Regions from separate parts of the Homo sapiens genome. Here region 2 is linked to region 1. A link is an interaction called in ENCODE POLR2A ChIA-PET data of the cell type or tissue named here. Cell type or tissue: OCI-LY7. All regions are shown on one strand.

Region 1 (2,500 bases):
ATTATGTACATATTTCATATGGGTGTGCTTTGATATAAACTTGAATTCAGAATTCTTCTGTAATTTGTGAGATTTTAAAAGTGTAAAGATCTATTTGTAACATTTGTTGTGTGTCAATACTCAGCCATTTATATGTCATTTTACAAATTCTCACAACCGCCTTATGAGGCAGGACTGTTATTAGCCCCATTTTGCAGATGAGGAAATGGGAACCTTAGGGAGGACGTTGTGGCTTGCCTGAGATTATAAAGCTAGTAGAATACAAGTCCAGATTGGAAACCAAGTCTGACTCCCAAGCTTCTAACCATACATCATCACTCAATATGTTCTTTATTTTCTATGAGAGGAAAAATTTGTATGTTAAAATGTGATGGGCCTCTGTCTGGCATTCTCTAATAATGAGGACAGGATTGCTAACAATTTTGTCAATGGCTTGCAGTGTAAAAGTACCAGTAGAACAGGGGATAGTTGCAAAGTAATTTCTTTTTACAATAATAACTTTTGTGAAAATGAAAGTTTCAGGTTTTTATAATTGTATTTTCCTATTTTTACATAGGATGCCTCACCAAGAGTCCCAGGAGGCTCCCCACGAACACCAAATAGATCTGTATCATCTAATGTTGCCAGCGTGTCACCCATTCCTGCTGGGTCAAAAAAAATTGATCCAAACATGAAAGGTACATCTCTTTCTAGGAGATAACAAGACAATACATTTTACAAGAGAAATAAATCTATCTAAAATTCCACCTTTTGCCATAACTATTTTCATTCTTGTGTAATACCTTTTAGGCTTTGTCTCTATGGATATATAATCTCATAGTTAACCAGATTGTAAACCATTTTACAGTGTATTTGTGATGTATCATCATTTCCATGATAAAAGTTTTGTTATATTTAATCAATTTCCTGGTAGATCATTGAAGAAATTCACATTTACACTATAATAAGTAATCTGCAATTAACATAAAGGAAAAAACTATATGCATAATAGTTATTTCTGTAGGAATAATTGCCATAAGTGGGATTAGTAGGTCAAAGAGTTTATGTTTTTATGCCTTTGGATAATATTTTTTCAAATGATTATTCAACTTTGCTTATCATCAACATTGAGTGTTGCAGTTTTACCACAACCTAATTAACATGCTTTAAATACTACCTAATAAGAGTTTTTCCTCTAGTGTTTTCCTTCTATTTGTGTTTCTCTTCTGTGAATTGTTTATTGCTATCATTTGCCCATTTATCTCTGGCAACTTCTACCGGTTTTCATATAGGATTCTGTAACTTTTCCTAATACTTGAGGCAGTTTCTCAACAGTTCTATTTTTAAAGAATCCTTTTCAAAAGGGAGATATATATTAGTATATAACATCTTTTTGTTTAAAATACCTTTGGCCTTTTAAAAATAACATTCTAATTTTTAAATAATTATTTTACACTTAAAGTTTACTCATTAGAGAAATTACTCAGCATCAAAAGATCAAACTAGACTTGAATTTGGAATATAAAACTCTTAAAATTTAAGTTTATTCATTTTCTATGTGTGATTACTGTAATAATAATTTAAGGAAGAATCTTATGTTTTGGCTAAAGCTTTTTGTTTTTTTATTTTTTTATAGCTGGAGCTACAAGTGAAGGCGTTCTGGCAAATTTCTTCAACAGTTTGTTGAGTAAAAAGACTGGCTCTCCAGGAGGCCCTGGTGTGAGTGGTGGTAGCCCTGCAGGTGGGGCTGGAGGTGGAAGCAGTGGTTTACCACCATCCACCAAAAAGTCAGGTATGCTTATGGGAAGCAAGTCACTTGTTTAAAATAACAGCTTTTTTGAGATATAATGAAGTTCACTCATGTAAAGTGTATAATTCTGTGGTTTTGGTATCTTTGCTAAGTTGGGCAGGCCATCACCATAATCTGATTTTAGAACATTTTTATCTCCCCAAAAGAAACCTTGAACCTTCTCTCTTTCCTCTGTGGATTTGTCTATCTGGACATTTCATGTAAATGGAGTCATACAATGTATGGCTTTAACAAATGTTTTTGAAGGTCATACATGTTGTAATATGTATCAATATTTCATTTCTTTTTTTTTTTTTTTTTTTTTTTTTTTTTTTTGAGATGGAGTCTTGTTCTGTTGCCCAGGCTGGAGTGCAGTGGCACGATACTGCAGCCTCCGCCTCCAGGGTTCAAGTGAGTCTCCTGCCCCAGCCTCCTGAGTAGCTGGGATCACAGGCACCTGCCACCATGCCTGGCTAATTTTTGTATTTTTAGTAGAAACGGTGTTTCACCGTGTTGGCCAGGCTGGTCTCGAATTCCTGGCCTCAAGTGATCCTCCCACCTCAGCCTCCCAAAGTGCTGGGATTACAGACATGAGCCACCATGCCTGGCCTTCATTCCTTTTTAATTGCTGAATAATATTTCATTATATGGCTATACCACATTTCATTTATCTGTTTACTGGGTAATGGACATCTGAGTTTCATCTACTTTTTGACTATTATTAATATGGTG
Region 2 (2,500 bases), 160 kb after region 1:
CTGATCTATGATCCCCAGAATTGGGGAGATGAATCTCCCGCCTCTTTGCCCTAAGACTATGGATAAGTGTCACCTGACAATATCATACGATGCAGCCCTGTGAAGAGGGAGACTTCCCAGCCTCCCACCAGCCTTGACAGCCTAGCCTCTGGCTTCAACAGGTAGGTCTCCTTTCTCCAATCAAACACAACATTACTTGGGATTTTGCAACATTTAATCAAAAAAGAATCTGGCATCTTAAAAGTTAGGTTTACAAACTTGACACATTCTCAATATTAGCAATTTATCTATTTAAACATTGTCTAAGAAAATATGATCTATGAAGACATTAATACATTAATAAGATACTTAAGAGTTCATTATAAGCTACAACACTTTGCAAATAAGTATCCAGTTTAATTGTAACAAACCACAATTTGTGAGCAAATTTAAGAATATAAAAAACATTAATTAGTTAAATACAATTCTCTGGGAATATACATTATACCTACAGCTGTTTTTACAGTGAGAGTCTTCCTTTTTTTTTCCTTTTAATTATCAAAATGGTAAATCACTGTATGGTCCTGGATCTCCATGCTATAAAACTGAAATATGTATTTCCAGCGTAGCAGATGGTGACCAGGAAGGCAAAGAACTGGAGAAAACAAAGCATAATAGAAGTGGGGTTTAGGGCACATCCTAATTAGCAAAAGTTATCATTTCACCTCCATTGAATCACCCACTCACTACCTTTTCTTGATACCAGGCTTTGCCATCTAAAACTACTTTATTGGTTCAATTACTATCCTTCTCAAATGATTTCTGGTTATGCTGTTTTTATTTCGGAGAACATCTGAAAGCCTGTAGTTTTGCTCAAATAACCTCAGGGAGTTCACTTAGGAGTGAATACGGCGGCAGTGCATCTGAGGAAAGTGTATCATTTCTAATGTAGCACAGGCAATCTAGGTCCGGGGTACAATCTCGGATTGCTACAGTGTCAGTTCACATAAATGAGTCGAGTGGGCCAGAGTAAGCAATGAGCCCACATGGTATGTGAGGTGTGAACAGGGAGGAGGAAAATGCAGGCCCTTCTTAATTAATGGGGCAGCCTCCACCTAGTTCTAGTCCATTCTTGCTACGTGTTAACTTGAGCCCAGTCTTGACGAAGCTTGTGATTTTTAATGTCACCGGCATCCATATGCTCTACTTTTATTTTGTTTTTTCGAGACGGAGTTTCGCTCTTGTTGCCCAAGCTGGAGTGCAATGGCGTGATCTTGGCTCACTGCAACCTCTGCCTCCTGGGTTCAAGCAATTCTCCTGCCTCAGCATCCCAAGTAGCTGGGATTACAGGTGCCCGCCACCACCCCCGGCTCATTTTTTTTTTGTATTTTTAGTAGAGATGGGGTTTCACCATGTTGGTCAGGCTGGCCTTGAACTCCTGACCTCAGGTGATCCACCCACCTAGGCCTCCCAGAGTGCTGGGATTACAGGCATGTGCCACTGTGCCCGACCAATCTACTTTTAAATAGAGATCTTCAAACAGAAATAAAAGTAAAGAATATGATGAACCCCCATGTACCATCAATCAGCTTTGACATAATCATTTTGGCATTTCTGTCTAACTGCCTCCCTCCTTCCCCCGATAGGCTTCTTTTGGAGATGGGCTATTTTAAGGCCAATCTCAGAGAGATTCTTAATACCAGTTTTTTTTAATTAGAAAAATAATACACACTTATGGTTTAAAAATGCAAACAGAAGTATATAAATTAAAAAGTAAGGTCAGGCGCAGTGGCTCATGCCTGTAATTCCAGCACTTTGGGAGGCCAAGGCAGGAAGCTCACTTGAGCCCAGGAAATCCAGACCAGCCTGTGCAACATAGTGAGACTTAGTCTCTACAAAAAAGTTAAAACATTAGCTGGGCATGGTGGTGCAGGATTCTAGTCCCAGCTATTCAGGAGGCTGAGGTAGGAGGATGGCTCAAGCTGAGGAGTTCCAGGTTGCAGTGAGCTATAATTATGCCACTGCACTCCAGCCTGGGTGATGGAGCAAGACCCCTTCTCTAAAAAAAAAAAAAAAAAAAAATAGAAGTTTCTTGTCTCACTCCCCTCATTTCCCGATCCCAGTCTCTAGAAGGAACCTCTACTGGTATATATTTTTCTAGGCATTCTCAATGCATAAACAAATATTTTCACTTAAAAAAAACTAAATGGAATTATATTCTGTTCATTTTCTGCAACCTTCCCCCACTTACTAAATTATAGGCAGTAGAATTATTCTTAGCATGCTTTAAACAGCTTTTCTCCCTTGAATACTTATCTTGTTCCAGTCATTCGGCATTCACTCAAGCAGTCTCCCAGCCTTTTCCCACTTCGGGCCAGGAGGGCCCTCTGCCCCCTGCCAGTTTTAGATATTTTCAAATCAATAAGCCAATTGCTAATTTGTCACTACTGCAAGCGCTGCTTTTTCCTGCAGATGACTCTGTCTTCCCCAATCCCAAGCAAGCCTTGGAGAGGGAAGAGGA

The links. Peaks named below come from ENCODE experiments on the same cell type or tissue, not always from the same donor. Only the 100,000 strongest peaks of a DNase experiment are listed, where the experiment ranks them.
Region 2: POLR2A ChIA-PET joins it to region 1 with 13 read pairs; 2 of 35 experiments call an interaction of 5 or more read pairs at or near these places.

What each region holds. Positions count from the first base shown.
Region 1 is chr3:32,527,717-32,530,216 of GRCh38, reverse strand. It overlaps DYNC1LI1 (dynein cytoplasmic 1 light intermediate chain 1), which reads left to right. Exons shown (of 13, transcript NM_016141.4): 11 at 557-677; 12 at 1,616-1,771. Among named protein-coding and RNA genes, the nearest start is that of MIR548AY, 23 kb to the right of the region's middle. In OCI-LY7, no CTCF peak of the experiment used is centred here; no DNase peak of the experiment used is centred here.
Region 2 is chr3:32,368,018-32,370,517 of GRCh38, reverse strand. It overlaps CMTM8 (CKLF like MARVEL transmembrane domain containing 8), which reads right to left. Exons shown (of 4, transcript NM_178868.5): 4 at 197-634. The coding sequence ends at 551. Among named protein-coding and RNA genes, the nearest start is that of CMTM7, 23 kb to the left of the region's middle. In OCI-LY7, no CTCF peak of the experiment used is centred here; no DNase peak of the experiment used is centred here.